Linked DNA regions of Mus musculus: region 2 is linked to region 1. Evidence: chromatin loops called from intact Hi-C (ENCODE). Cell type or tissue: left cerebral cortex. All regions are shown on one strand.

The links. Peaks named below come from ENCODE experiments on the same cell type or tissue, not always from the same donor. Only the 100,000 strongest peaks of a DNase experiment are listed, where the experiment ranks them.
Region 2: a loop joins it to region 1, with 5 times the contacts of the local background. A loop is called at or near these places in 3 of 42 quality-filtered maps.

The regions. Positions count from the first base shown.
Region 1 is chr5:110,227,445-110,235,444 of GRCm38, forward strand. Ankle2 (ankyrin repeat and LEM domain containing 2) reads left to right here and starts at 3,560. Exons shown (of 13, transcript NM_001253814.1): 1 at 3,560-3,979; 2 at 6,903-7,376. The coding sequence starts at 3,793. In left cerebral cortex, CTCF peaks have their summits at 2,216 (motif pointing right) and 4,389 (motif pointing right); DNase peaks (open chromatin) are centred at 3,102 and 3,524; H3K4me3 peaks cover 2,020 bases; H3K27ac peaks cover 1,637 bases.
Region 2 is chr5:110,280,290-110,288,289 of GRCm38, forward strand. It overlaps Pxmp2 (peroxisomal membrane protein 2), which reads right to left and starts at 5,879. Exons shown (of 5, transcript NM_008993.2): 1 at 5,595-5,879; 2 at 3,357-3,464; 3 at 908-1,070. The coding sequence starts at 5,716. It overlaps Pole (polymerase (DNA directed), epsilon), which reads left to right and starts at 6,030. Exons shown (of 49, transcript NM_011132.2): 1 at 6,030-6,160. The coding sequence starts at 6,099. In left cerebral cortex, a CTCF peak has its summit at 4,458; DNase peaks (open chromatin) are centred at 4,454 and 5,975; H3K4me3 peaks cover 1,680 bases; H3K27ac peaks cover 417 bases.

The DNA.
Region 1 (8,000 bases):
TAGAAAGGTAGCTGAGAGTTCTGCATCTGGATCAGCAGGTAGCCAAAAAAAAAAAAAAAAAAAAAAAAAATTGAATTAACAATGGCTTAAGCACCTGACACCTCAAAGCCCACCCACTGTGAATTCCTTTGACAAGGCCACACCTCCAATAATGACTCTCCCTGTGAGTTTGTAGAGGTCATTTTCATTCAAACCACCACAACAGGTAACCATTTAAGAGTCCTCTTGTAAGAATTCTTAGAATTCATGCCATTCACTACCCTTGGTCAACCTTTGTATAACTATGCACTATGTCTATCTCCATCTCCTTGGCCCTTACAATGGCTTGAACTTGGCTCCCAAAATAAACTGGGTGGTGGTGACCTGGGGCTAAAGTTCCTTCTCAGGGAGATGTAAACAACAATGTTAAGTTCCCTCTGGGGAGCCAATGAGTTTATTGGGGTTCTTCCCAGAGCATGGCTGAGAGGGTAATTACAGGAATGTGGGTGCAGGTGGAAAGCCTCCACACTGCAGCACAGACAGAGCACTCCTTCCCTTGTTTCCCCTCTCTCTATACTCTAGCCTCACAAATACAGCACTTGGTAAGGAGCAGCTACATACTCAGGTGCGGTTCTCAGGAGGGGATGTAGAGTCAGGAAACCCAGCTGGGATAAGCCTTTCACAAGGGGCACAGCTGAACTCCCCAAAATAATGGTTGCTTGACTCATAGGACACTCATTCACAACCACCTACAGGTCTTTTGTGTTCTTCTATAATTAAACTAGAGTAAAGAGTTGAAGATGGGGGCTGGTGAGATGGCTCAGTGGGTAAGAGCACCTGACTGTTCTTCCGAAGGTACAGAGTTCAAATCCCAGCAACCACATGGTGGCTCACAACCATCTGTAACAAGATCTGACGCCCTCTTCTGGAGTGTCTGAAGACAGCTACAGTGTACTTATATATAATAAATAAATAAATCTTAAAAAAAAAAAGAGTTGAAGATGGGGGGTGGGGTGGTGGATATAGGGGACTTTCGGGATAGCATTTGAAATGTAAATGAAGAAAATATCTAATAAAAAAAGAGTTAGCCGGATGTGGTGGCGCACGCCTTTAATCCCAGCACTCGGGAGGCAGAGGCAGGCGGATTTATGAGTTCGAGGCCAGCCTGGTCTACAAAGTGAGTTCCAGGACAGCCAGGGCTTTACAGAGAAACCCTGTCTCGAAAAACCAAAAAAAAAAAAAGTTGAAGATGGCACCTATTAGGCTGCAGTTATAACAGCCCAGGTAAAAAGTGCTCACTCTTCAGGTCAGCTCCAGAAGCTTCTAGGATATGCATGAGAGAGAGAGAGAGAGAGAGAGAGAGAGAGAGAGAGAGAGAGAGAGAATGAATTAAATACATAATTAGGGTCAAGTATTACCCTCACAGTAAAATACTCGTGTGTTCTATTATGAATATCCTAGTGTAGTTAACTCTATGGAGGAGCAATCTTGACTTATACACCCCTCATCAAGTTTTCTAAACATTAAATTAGCATTTCCATATGCATTCCACTACCCTTTGTCCACTTTTGTATAACATTACTATCTCCATCAGGAAGGTCACAGTGGGCTTTCTCCACACTTACATACCTTTTCACTCTGAAAGTAGACCTCCTAGCCAGCTTGGTAGGCCTAGCTGCAACCCATAGACCATTATTCCTGGCCTGCTGTTTGTCCTAGCTTAGTTATATGTCTCCACCTGAAAACCTCAGGCTCCTGGATGCTGCTGTTCCCAATTCTCTCTACTGAATTCTCTACTATGGGCTGAGACCAACAGCATATAACATATGGCCAGATCTCTGAAAGTATAGTACATTTCTGGTAAGTCTTTGTTTTTGTTTTTGTTTTGTTTTGTTTTTCTGAGACAGGGTTTCTCTGTGTAGCCCTGGCTGTCCTGGAACTCACTCTGTAGACCAGGCTGGCCTCGAACTCAGATATCTGCCTGCCTCTGCCTCCCGAGTGCTGGGATTAAAGGCGTGCGCCACCACGCCCGGCAAGTCTTTGGTTTTGAAACAGGCTGGTCTTGAACTCAAGATCCTCAGCTGCCTAGGTTTCAAGTAAATGTTTTAGTTATAACACACAGATCTAACAGTCTTAATGAACAATGGTTATTTATTTATTAAAAGATTTATTCATTTTATGTATGAAAGTACACCATTGCTGTCTTCAGACACACCAGAAGAGGGCATCAGAACCCATTACAGATGGTTGTGAGCCACCATATGGTTGCTGGGAATTGAACTCAGGACCTCTGGAAGAGCAGTCAGTGATCTTAACCGCTGAGCCATCTTTTCAGCCCCCCACCCCACATGGTCTCTTTAAATAAACACAATTATGAAGCAAAAGACAAAACATTAAAAGTTGTTCTCCACTGCTCTATGACATATTCCTGTACCTGTTTCTTTAAGGAATTAATACTACTTTACCCATCTGCCTATAATTAAATTTAACTTATTTATCTTGGTTTTTTTGAGACAAGGTTTTGCTACTTAGTCTTGGATGCCTCTTGGGCTGGATCTATAGACCAGGGTGGCCTCGAACACAGATATCCACATGCTTCTGTCTGGAATTAAAGATGTGCACCACCACGCCCAGCTAAATACTGAAATACATCTAAATTAGCTTTCTAATCCTGGGGCTATAAAAATAACTGGAAATTCATCTTAGCATTTCTCAAGTCATCTAGTTTGGCTTCCCTGAGACTGTTCTGAGGAGTAAGTAACATCTTTAACTGAAGATATGACCTGAAGGGTATGTATATCTGACTCTTGGCTGGTAACCTGTAAATTGAACGTGTCGGGGCCTCCACTCAGGCCTTTTTAGGCCATTCCTCAGGCCACCCTCTCCGGATAGTGAGAATTGGTCTTACCAAGTTCTCACTGGCAGGAGGTAGGATACACATTTGAACAGAACAGGCCTCCATCCTCCACTCTGCCTTCTAAAGACCACTCAGAGTACATGTGAGAAGCCTCTACACCATCACGGGCTTCCATAGCTCATGATCTGTGGGCAGAAATTAATGTGACATGCTTGTAATCACATTTCTGCGAGCTCAAGGAGGCAGATCTCCAGCATAAGGCCAGTTTGGGGATATATAGTTAAGACTCAAAAAAGAAAAACAAAGGTTAGAAAAGGACTTCAAAAATTAAAATCAGCAGCCTGGCATGGTGGCTCACATCTTTAATCCCAGTGCTAGGTAGGCTTTCGCGTTATCCGTCGGAATGGTATAGGCATTCTGCCTGTATTCCAGAGAAAATCTTCATTAACAACAGGAGGCAGAGCTGGGCTTTCTGGCCGCCGTATTCATCCTCAGCCCCTATCAGTCAAGCACTATGGCCCCAGCTCTGCTGGCTTCGGGATGACACACAGTCTGGGTGACCCAGGAGCCCGCTCGCGCTCTCCAGCAGCGACAACTCGGGGCGGCGCACCTGAAGAGCGAGCCGCGCCAGGCAGCGCGCCGAGTCCGACTCAGGACCCCGACCAAGCTGCCCGCGCCACTGCCGGGCTGCGCTCGCGTTAATCAGGACCCCGGGCTGCCTCCGGAGCCGCCTGAGGCTGCGTTCCGGGCCGCGTTCTAGCCTGATCGTTGGGAAACGGGACGGCCCGCACTGCGCGCGCAGCCCGCCTGGTCTAACCACGGCCGGGCGGAGGAGGAGGCTTGGGGCAGGCGCGACTCCCGTGGCGAGGCGAGCGGTCTTCTGAGGGCCGGAGGCGGGAGCGACGCGGGCTGCATTTGCAGCGGCCGCGCTCAAGGCCTCGGCGCCGGCGGTGGCGATGCTGTGGCAGCGGCTGGCTGTGGTGGAGTGGGCGGCCCTGGCCTGGGAGCTCCTGGGCGCCTCGGTGCTGTTCATCGCCGTGCGCTGGCTGGTCCGCCGGCTAGAGAAGCGGCCGCGGGACCTGAACCGTTGCGGGACGCTCTCCTCTCCGCCCAGCGCGTCTGAAGCGGTGGCCGCACAGCCAGGTAAGGCAGCGTCAGTCGTGGGAGGAAAACCTCACTCTCCACGCCCCCTGGATACGGTAAGACCCTATCGCGGATATTTTGGAAACTTTTGATGAGAACCCACAGCCCTGTTAGCACTTCTTCTCTCCACCTCTCTAAACTGTAATCCCATGTTTACGAGGTATGTGTTTTGTTTTTGTTTTGTTTTTTAAGATTTCTTTAGAATTTTTTAAATTTATTTTTAAGATTTACTTATTTTATGTCTATGAGTATACACTGTAGCTGTGCAGATAGTTGTGAGCCTTCATCTGGTTGTTGGGAATTGAATTTAGGACCTCTGTTCGCTCGGGTCAACCCTGCTCGCTCACTCCGATCGGCCCCCCGCCCAAAGATTTATTTATTGTTATAAATAAGTACACTGTAGCTGTCTTCAGACGCACCAGAAGAGGGCGTCAGGTCTCTTGTTGTGAGCTACCATGTGGTTGTGAGATTTGAACTCAGGACCTTCGGAAAGAGCAGTCGGTGTGCTCTTTCACCAGCCCGAGGTATGTGTTCGTATGAAGCCACTTTTCACTAACGCTCACTTTCTCCTAAATCTAGTTCTTAGTGGAAGATGAAAAGTAATTCTTCTAGAAGGAAAATGACATTTTAAGCCATTAACTCAACTTTAGAACTTTAGAGATAACCCAACCCTAACAAGATCTTACGGGTAACAGAGGCTCCATTTGCTACTATGAACTTAAACACAATTTCATTTTTTAATTACTTAGGGCTGGGTATAAAACTCAAGGCGTGGCACATCTTGACAAGTCTTCTACCACTGACATACATATCAACCCTTTCTTAGCAGTCGTTGGTTTCTTGGGGGTTTTGTTTTCGTGTTTTTGTTTTTGTTTGTTTGTTTTTTGCTTAAGAAATGGGAACAGGAAGGTCAGGGTAATGCTGGTTATTTTTACATGGCCGTGGAGAAATGAAATGTTTGTGTTGTGACAACAGGGCCAATGCTTGTCTTTTGGGTTTTACATTCTCTTGACCCCGCTAAGAAAATAGCATGGTCTTATTGCAACTTGATGTGCCAGGGCTGGTTGATGGGGTGGAGAGGAACTGAGAGGAGAGGGAGGGCAAACTTTGGTCAGGATGTAAAACAAACAGTTGAGTGTTAAAAAAGGAAGTGGCACCGAAAGAGACTAGTCTCCGACTTGGAAATACACACACATATACACTTGTAGGTGCAGTTACAGGAAAGCACAAAGCAGTAAGGGCAACTTTAATAAATATAGTGTGCACTAGCCCGTTTACTCAGTGAACACTGTACGAAAAACTCAAGAGCAGGTCACAGTGAAAATCACCCAGTGCATGTGGCTAAAAGGGTATAGAGAGAGCCAAGACCAGTGTTTGCGGCATCTTGTTTCACTGAAAGATTCTTTTCAGTTTTTAGTTTTTCATTTTGAAGTCATTTTAGGTGTATAAAGGTTTATAAAACAATACAGAACAGTTCAACTCATGTACTAAGATCCTCTACCAGCTGATCGGGGGGAAGGAGTTCAGCCTAAAGTGAGTATCAATGTATATATCTATTAGATTGAAGATTTAAAAATCCTGATGTCTGCAAACGTCTGCAGATGCTGAGAAGATGGCTCTCCCGCATTGCTGGTGTGTCTGTTAATGGTATAGTCCCTCTGGAGACTATAGTCTAGTCTCAAGGAAGTTAAGCCTGCCCTGTACCCATAAGCTTTTGTTCTAGAGAAACGAAACTCTTACTTGTTTAATGTTCTTGCTATGTACCTTAGGCTGGCCTTAAGCTCGTGATCCTGCCTTATGGGCTAGGATTGCAAAATAGGCAGTATGTTGGCTGTGAAAATGTATTGTCTCACCCAGGGGAGCTGGGTGGCTGGGTGGGTAGGTAGGTAGGTAGGTAAATGGGTGGGTGGGTGCATGGATGGGTGGGTGCAGGGATTGGTGGATGGATGTGGTATGCTGCTATAATCTTGTACATCAAGACTCAAAAAAGAATAGAACCTAATGAATTAGCAAAGCTACGTCTGCTCACTGAATTGTTATATGAAGTCATTTTTCTGTTTTTGATGATGTGCTATCATTATAAAAAGTGTCAACCTTTAGGGAAAGCTGATGATTGGCTAATTACAGAGTTTATCATTTCTTGAGTCTACAAAATATTTCAAAATAGAAAGGTAAAAGAATTCTATATACTATTGACTTAGATTCTTTACATTTTCTATACTACATAATCACACCACAAGTATGGCAAAGAAATTAACAGTGGCAAAACACTGTTGTCTAATCTGCAGACCTAATTCAACTTCTCATATCTCTATCAATCTATCCATCTTTCTAAGAATACAAAGTTTGTGCTAATACTTCACATTCCAATGCATTTGGTGAGCTATTGCCCTCACCTGTTTTTTAGTAGAGGCATTTTGGAGAGCAGCTGTGGCCTCTTGTGTCAGAGGTGGCTGCCCTTGAATGTCTAGGAGGGTTTTGTTCTTGCTGTTGTTTGTTTTTAATTTTAATTAACTTTCCAGTATGCTATTCCTCATTCTGAGGATTAACAAGCCTGTCCCTCAACAGTTCAATAGCTGTAGCAGACATTTATGGGTATTTATCAGTGTCAGACCCAGTGGTACAGAATTTATGTTCATTATTTTATCTGTGTCTCATTATAACTCAAGACTGGACCTATTATTATTTCCATTTTGTAGGTAAGGAAACTGGGGTTTGGGGTTTCAATAATTATCCTAAGGTTGAAGTTAGTGATGTATAAAGTCCTGTTTATATGTTAAGTTGCAGGGACAAAACCTTCTTTGAACAACTAAAGTTAAAAGCATAGCTTGATCCTGTGAGGAAACGGAGCACTCTTAAGCTTGTGCTTAACTACTGAGCTCCATTCCTGGGTTCACGTGCATGTTTGCTTTCTTGAATTTAGGTGAAGTGACAATGGATGCCATGATGGCTCGACTGAAACTCTTGAATCCAGATGACCTTAGAAAAGAAGTTATGAAAGCTGGACTTAAATGTGGACCCATTACATCAACAACAAGATTTATTTTTGAGAAGAAATTAGCTCAGGCCTTACTGGAACAAGGTGGATTGCTGACCTCTTCCCTTCCCAAGCCCAGCGCGGTTACTGCCATGGCATTTATCCAGGGCACCTCAAGGACTCCTCCATCTGTGGACGGGAAACAAACTCAGCAGGCCTGTTTTTCTGAAGACAGAGATTTTGGTTACAGTGTGGGCTTGAACCCTCCAGAAGAGGAAGCGGTAGCATCCAGTGTCCACCCAGTACCCTTCAGTGCCTCTACCAGGAATGACAACCACAAGGCTGGAGTGACAGCTCCTAAGGAGCCACTTGTGTACTATGGAGTGTGTCCAGTATATGAGGATGGCCCTGTGAGACATGGTAACGTGCTGTGTAGTGTCTCCTTACCCAAACTGGGAAACTATAATCTTACCACCCAAGATTAATTTTATTATTCATATTTGTTACCCTCTGATTCTTAACTGTAAGGAATACTATTTTTTGTTTTTTGGTTTGTTTTTTTTTTCAAGATAGGGTTTCTCTGTGTAGTCCTGGCTGTCCTGGAACTCACTTTGTAGACCAGGCTGGCCTCGAACTCAGAAATCCACCTGCCTCTGCCTCCCAGGTGCTGTGTTTAAAGGTGTGTGCCACCACACCCGGCTAGGAATACTACTTTTTAATTACTAGGAAAATGGATTCTATCAGATAGATGTGACCGGCAAATGATTGGCTAACTTCCATTTGTTAATAACTGCTGATTAGTCATCTTCCTTCTCCCTCTTAAATTCATTACAGCCTGAGCAGCTTTTAGGTTAATACTGTATTATGTACCAGTAATAAATGTAAATGTGCCAGTTGTGCAACTGTAATCTTGTACAAGGAATTGTACATTTTGGGCTAGAAATCTATTTTAGTGGGTAGAGGATTTGCCAAGCATGCATGGCGCCCTGCATTTAATCCCCAGAGACATATAAACCTGTTGTGGTGGCACATAACTATTACCCC
Region 2 (8,000 bases), 53 kb after region 1:
ACCTATAGTAAAAGTTATAACAGTATCTGGAAGTCAGTCGATGACAGAGTAGCGTATATGCCTCCTGGAGAGCAGAAGTGGTGCTGAGACCTAAGGGCAGTTCCACGACACATACAACAACCACTACATGGATTATGAGGCTCATAATCTTTACTAAGGACAGACAGGTTCCATTAAAACTCCTGTGCTCATACTTACATGGAAAACATGAAAACCGAAAGTTGAGGTAAATGGTACTTGCTGTTCAGCCTGATGACCTGAGTTCAATCCCTGAGGCCCACATAGTGGAAGGAAAGAACCAACTCCCACAGGCTGTCCTCTGGTCTCTACATACATCCTGCAGCCCATGCACGTCGACACACAAACACACAGAGAAAACAGGGAAACACGGTTTGCTGAACAGGACAGCATTATTGTACACATCGACTCATAGGCGCTAACACTCCATGTGTAAGACCCAAACAAGGCCTGGCCAGGAAAGCCCAGTATGGATAGGGGAGAGGTTTGGAAAGTCTTCCCCTCAGCCAAGGAGCTCCTGGAAATGTTTCTGGGAAGGAAAGAGTATTTTTTTAAGGGATGCAACCCCCAAGAGACCTATACCCACGCACATACATGCAGCACTAAGTGAACTCAGTAGGTTTAAAAGTGAACACATGAAGGTGGGTAAGGAAAAGTAAGAGTAAGGATGGGGTGGACACATTAGATATACGTACGAGATCCTCAAGTAACTGTAAAAAGAGGAAAAAGGAAGGGGACAGAGGAAGGAAGGGAGTGGGGAGGGGGAGAAGAAAAGAAAAGAGAAAGCTGAGAGTCCAGACCCTAGGGCCCTATTGATAGCCACCCTAGGAAGCAGGCTATCAATCCGCCTTTAACTGGAGATACAGTACATGCCAGGACAAACACCCACCTCCAGCAAGTTCATGACGAAGAAGAACAGCAGCAGAAAAGTTGGGGCAAAGAACAGGCGATCCAGCAGGAGCCTCTTGACGCTGGCCCAGGGAACCTCAGGAGGGACCGAGTATTCCATGAAGAGGTAGAGGTAGTGACTCAGTGGACCTGTGACAAACAACCTGGACGCCACAGGCGTGTGAGCTGCACAAGGGTTTGAGCATCACTGTGGTTCTTTCTACATTTCCATCTCTGGTCCTCACACCAAGATTCACCTTAAGCCCTAAGCCCTCTTTTCTTCCCCCAAAGTATTTACTGACCACACAGATTTATAAAGATATTCTAGGGGGAGGGAAAAAACTTTTTTTTTTTTTTGAGTTTTTCGAGACAGGGTATCTCTGTATAGCTCTGGCTGCCCTGGAACTCACTTTGTAGACCAGGCTGGCCTCAAACTCAGAAATCTGCCTGTCTCTGCTTCCCGAGTGCTGGGATTAAAGGCGTGTGCCACCATGCCCGGCTAAAAACTTTCAGTCAGTTTCAGCAAGTCTTTTTGCCCAAAAAGACTGAAGTGACTTCTGCCAGTTCTTCCATTTGGTGAGCAGGGACAGCCACAATGATGGCCCTGGCTGAGGTATATGCTCATCTGCCTCCTCTGTGTTCCAGGCATTTATGCCATCTGTCCTCATCTGTGCCCTCCTGATTTAACAGGTTCTGAGAAACAGACAAACATAGCTCAGCTCCCAGAGATTTCTATCAAGCTTTAAAAAAAAAAAAAAAAGATTTATTTATTTTCTTCATATGAGTACACTGTAGCTGTCTAAAGAGGGCATCAGATCCCATTATAAGTGGTTGTGAGCCTCTATGTGGTTGCTGGGAATTGAACTCAGGACCTCTGGAAGAGCAGTCCATGCTCTTAACCACTGAGCCATCTCTCCAGCCCTTTCATCAAGCTTTTAGGGGAAACTGGCAAGAGAAAACCTGGTTATCACCTCTGACTTCCCTAAAGCGCTGATCTCTAGTCCACACTTGGTTCACCTGGGAATGAGCCAAGTCCAGCAGATTGAGTTTCACAAAGTACAGTAATATAGGGAAGGGCAGGAACCCGGGTCTTTCAATTCTACCAAAGTCTATAAACAAGGTTTTCAATTGAACTTTCTTTTGGCCACAGTAAGGCAAACAAGGGAAGTCTTTGGGAGGCCAAGATCAGGTGAGAGGTGTTAAAGTACCTTAGCTGATCTTCTTACTTGCCAAAGTATGGGGGATGTGGCTTTTTAAACATTTTAATAAATGGCCCAAGTTATTATTCTTGGAAGCTTTTGTGGAGTTTGGAGTGAATCTCAGTTGGTAGAGTACTTCCCAAGTATGCAAGAGTACTTTGCAAGTAGGCAAAACAAACAAACAATCCTGGGTTTCATTCCCATCATTGAAAAAAAAAAAACCCAAAAAACAAACAAACAAAAAACCCACAAAAGGCCGGGTGTGGTGGTACACGCCTTTAATTCCAGCACTCGGGAGGCAGGCGGATTTCTGAGTTTGAGGCCAGCCTAGTTTACAAAGTGAGTTCCAGGACAGTCAGGGCTATACAGATATGGTGGTGCACATCTATAATCCTAGCACTCAGGAGGCAAGGGGATCAACAGAGTCCAAAGGATATATGAGGTTCGGACTCTCTTTTATTTACACATGCATGCATATGCATGTGGGCACATACATGTGCTCGCACACATACACACACACACACACACCCAGGAATAGTCTTTCTGGTTATTTATTTATTTACTTATTTATTTTGGCTTAAGACAGGGTCTCACTGTGTAGCTCTGGTTGACCTGAAACTCACCACTGAGACCAGGATGGCTTCCCAAGTACTGAGATTAAAGGCATGCACTACCACACCCAACTAAATAATGATGATACGTGAGGTCAGTGGTAACCTATACAAAGCCTTGGGTTTAATTCTAATGCCACACATCCACACAAAGTTTGTGTCTTTGTTTGTTTTGGAGACAGGGTTTATCTGTGTTAGCCCTGGCTGTCCTGGAACTCACTCTGTAGACCAGGCTGGCCTCGAACTCAGAAATCCGCCTGCCTCTGCCTCCTGAGTGCTGGGATTAAAGGCGTGCACCACCACGCCCAGCTTCTCTGATGCTTCTTAAACAATTATTTTTTTCTTTTTTTTAATTAAATTTTTTGCTTTCTATTTCTTGTACATGGATATTTTGCTTGCAGGTATATCTCTGTGTACCATATATGTGTCTGGGGCCTTACGAGGTCAGAAGTCATCAGACCTCCTGGAACTGGAGTTACAGAAGGTTATGAACTGCATGGGAGCTGGGAATCAAACCTGGGTCCTCCATAAGAGCAGTCAGCACTGCTAGCTTAGCCATCCTCCAGCCTCAGAATTAGGTTTTTTAAACCAACATATTCCGAAGGGCTAATGCTGGCAGGCAGATCTCTGTGGTACTTACCCATAAACTAAATATCTGAGAAGCCCACTGACTTCTAGATTTTGAGAGTCTTTTTTCCGCTTCTCAATCGTCTGGGCCAGAAGGTTTCCAAGGGCTGACAAAATGCCGCTGTAGAGGAAGAGACAATCAGAAAATGAGCAGCAGACACAAGAGCCTGTCCCGCATGGCAGTAGCACGGCTGCTGTAAGATCTTCCTGTGTAGAGCCGGGTGTGGTGGTGCACACCTTTAATCCCAGCACTCAGGAGGCAGAGGCAGGCGGATTTCTGAGTTAGAAGCCAGCCTTGTCTACAGAGTGAGTTCCAAGACAGCCAGAGCCATACAGAGAAACCCTGTCTCGAAAAACAAAAACAAAAAACAACCACCAACAACAAAAAAAGATCTTGCTGTGTAGATCATGGGATGAGTCCCTATTGAAGTAACTTGCTAAGTTAGGTAAAGCCCCAGAAGATAGAGGCACTATGACCTAAAGTGAAAACCACAGATGAGCACAGTGAGACATCCACCTGCGGGGCTGTGTGCCTTCCAACATCCCCACAGCTGCTCCATTGAAGGCATGGATGTAAAAGGCAATAGGAGGGATCCTCACAAGGACATGGTCTGTGGGCTGTATTTAAGCAAATAACTCTATGTTGTAGTTTTGTTTTGTTTTGTTTTGTTTGTTTGTTTGTGTTTTTTTTGTTTTTTTGTTTTGTTTTTGAGACAGGGTTTTTCTGTATACCCCTGGCTGTCCTGGAACTCACTTTGTAGACCAGGCTAGCCTCGAACTCAAAAATCTGCCTGCCTCTGCCTCCCGAGTGCTGGGATTAAAGGCTTGTGCCACCACGCCTGGCTCTTAGTTTCTTTTTATGTTGCAAAATGAACAAAAACCAAACCAAACAAAAAATGAGACAAAGGCAACTTAAGAGAACAATGGCTTATTTCAGCTCCCAGTTAAAGGTTCAAGTCCATCAAGGCAGAGAAGTGAAGGCAACAGGAGGTTGAAGGATCTCCTCACAGCACACCCACAATGAAAAGAGAGAGAAAACGCGTGCGGTTCAGCTAGCTCACTTTTTCCACTTCCAGTCAGACACCAACTAGGAATGGTGGCGCCCCTAGTGGGCAGATCTTCCCAGCTCAAAGAAGATAATCAAGATAAGCCCCTCAGGCATGCTTAATTCCTAAATGTTATCAAGTTGACAACTAGCTTTAACCACCACAGCTGTCTTCTAAAAAGCTATAAATCCAAAACTTTTAGTATGGATCATAAGGACCCTCTTGACTTGACCCCTGGTTACCTCTTCCTATCTACTCTCCCTGGTCATTTTCTCCACCAGAGTCCTTCTCTTCACCCCTCCGACATTCTCTGAATTCTTCCCCCAGAACTTTTACACTTACTGTGCCCTGTAAACAACCGCTTCTCTTCTCTGTGCTTCTGACCAACGTCAACAACCCAGGAGAAATTTCCCTAACTGCTCTAAGTTATACATTTATCTGCCTTTTGCGGGGGTGGGGTGGGGTGGGGTGGGAAGATGGACTCGTTCTTCTTAGCTCCGAGAGAAGTCTATGCGCCTGTTCTGATCACAGCTATGTGCCCGCGCACAGGAAGCACTCTGCACACACTTATGGAAAAGCTAAGTTAATACAGAACCTACAAAATGCACTAATGGAAATGAACAGAAACAGGGATATCTCGTTAGGAAACCGAACGATGTAATTCAAAGGGCAGAGTTCACCAGCGACCGTGCCTGGGTTGCTCAGGGTTAGAATGTGTCCCTGACTCGCGGGTCTTCACAACACTCAGACTGCAAAGGCTAACTAATGCTTGGGACCCAACACACAAACAGCACTTACTGGCTAAGCAGAACGGGGTCGCACCTTAAGGAAGAACTCTGCCTTCCTCCACAGCAGTGGTTCTCAACCTTCTTATCGCTGTGACCCTTTAATAATACAGTTAGCTCCTCATGGTGTGGTCACCCCAACCATAAAATTACTTTCACTGCTACTTCTAAACTGTAATGCTGCTACTGTTGTGAATCATAACGTAAATATCTGATATACAGGATATCTGATACGTGACCCCCTGTACAAAGGTCGTTCAACCTTTAAGGGGTTCCCGACGTACAGGCTGAGATCCACTGCTGCTCGGGCAATATCTGAGCTGCTTGGTCTGCAGACGCCCCCTCTCTTAACCTCCCCTGCAGGAGAGTCTCCCCTGTCGGCACCCCTCCTTTTCACCCCACTTCCCAGTAGGCGCCCACCTGCTGACTGCTTTGGTGAGCACCGGGTAGAGCTTTAGGAGCAGCAAGTATTGGGCGAGCGCTCGCTTGGGAAGCGACCCGAGCTCGGATTCCACCCGCAGCCTGGACGCCGCAGGTGCCATCGCGGTCCGGATGTCTAAGTCGCCCCGGGCGCCCACCCAACAGCTAGGCAGTCGGGCACCCGGCCCGGGACACAGGGCACAGGGCGGGGACGGCCTGACATTTTCTGCCCTTCCTCCGCCCTCAGCGAGCCCGGCCGTCCCGCCACGCGCGCGGCCAGCTAGTGCACTCTTTTCCCCCGGTCCCTGCGACCCACCCTCTGCGCTCGCCGGAGGATTGGAGAGCCGAGGGGCGGGGCGGGGCGGGGCGGGGCGATGGGGGCGGGCCCCGGCTAGGTCCATCTGAGGCCGCGCCTTCTCATTGGCCGAAGCCGTAGCCTCGCGAGAGCACGTGGAGAGCGCGCCAAATTCTCCCCGGAGCCTGAGGGAGCTTTGGAGCGTCGCAATGGTCCTGAGGAACAGTGGACGGAGGCACCCCGAGCCGGGCGCGGATGGCGAAGGCAGCCGGTGAGAGCCGGTGTCCTGCTGCCAAGGCGCTGGCGGTAGCCGCGGCCGGAGCAAGCTTGGGCGGGCGCGGTGTCCGGGGGTTCAGGGGTGGGGAAAACAGCGGGCCCGGCGCGCGGCGCGGAGGACAGGGCGGGCTCCCGTCTTCGCCCTGTGTGGTTTCCGTAGTTTTTATTGAGATGCTAAACTCAACTCCGTGGCCCAGGCTGCTTCTCTAGAAATATCTGTGCCTGCCCTGTGACTTGACTAGGGGTGAACATCTATTCTCATCAGACAAGAAGGGAACGGGGAAAGTAAAGGAAGATTCTGTCTAGACCAGCTCGGCGAAGTAAACCAATTTATTAAACCAAAAGCCGAAACCCTTACGCATCACATCAGCAAGAGATTCTAGAGTATGGTGACAAAGGAAACTGATGTGGATATCGTATATAGAGATTGGTGACACTGTGGCAGAATAAGACTCTGTATCAGGGGCTGGTGAGATGGCTCAGTGGGTAAGAGCACCCGAGTGTTCTTCTGAAGGTCCAGAGTTCAAATCCCAGCAACCACATGGTGGCTCACAACCATCCGTAACAAGATCTGACTCCCTCTTCTGGAGTGTCTGAAGACAGCTACAGTGTATTTACATATAATAATAAATAAATCTTAAAAAAAAAAAAAAGACTGTGTATCAGAATGTGAGCACTCATTGAGTGGAAGCCCGGTTAGAGCTGAATAGTGATAGTGTTTTCCTATTATATGTGAAGCTCTGGGTTTGCTGTACAACACCTGCATAGCAGCCAGGGTAATTGACCTGGACCAGTAAGCGGTTCTTCAGTGACAGGTTCCTGAGAGAGTGATGGCCAGGGGGATGAGGAGGAGATGGAGAAGATAAGAGCATTCAGGATCAGGAGGTGTCACACAGAGTGATGGCTCATGCAAGCAAGTTTATTAGGAAGTACAGCATCTTTTTTTTTTTTTGATGTATTTACTTATTTTATGTATGTGAGTACTCTGTAGTTGTCCTGTCTTAAGACACACCAGTCAGATCACATTGTAAATGGTTGTGAACCACCATGTGGTTGCTGGGAATTGAACTCAGGACCTTTGGAAGAGCAGTCAGTGCTCTTAACCACTAAGCCATCTCTCCAGCCCCAAGCCATTTCTTCAAGCCCCCAAGTACAGTGTCTTACATAGAGGTTTTGTACCTCTATGGAAAGGTGGGTGGGACAGTGTCATAGAGCAGGTAGCAGCCTTGGGACAGAAAACCATAGCCCCTTAAGGATGAGAAGAGATGATTTCTTAGGATCCGGATCCACAGCGCCCTCAAGGCCCTGGTTCTCAGGCTATTACTTGCTCTACCAAGCTCATTCCTGATTTAGAAAAAGGAGCTATGTTCTTTTTCATACATCCAAGCCTCAGTCTAACAGTAACAATAGTTACTGTGTTGACTTCTTCATGTCCATGATGCCATGGAAAGACACGTGAGGTGGGCAGTACTCATACTGTTATGTTCATGCTAGACTTCAGTTTAGAGATGAGAGATGTGAAGTACTTTATCTACATTTACAACTATTTGATGTGCATATATAAATATATATTTTACATATATTAGATTTTATGCATTATATAATTATGTTATTACATGTGGCATTGTATGTTGTATATATAATATATACTTTATATATTACATGTGTATATGTAGCTAGAAGTGCAATACAGAACCTCACATACTCTACCACTAGGACATATCATCAACTAAGGACGTGCCCTTAGTCATTCAACTTTGCCATGTACTTGAGCAGATGGAAAGTTGTTGCTGCATAAATAAATAAAACCTTTTAGAAACCTTTTGTTTTTAAGA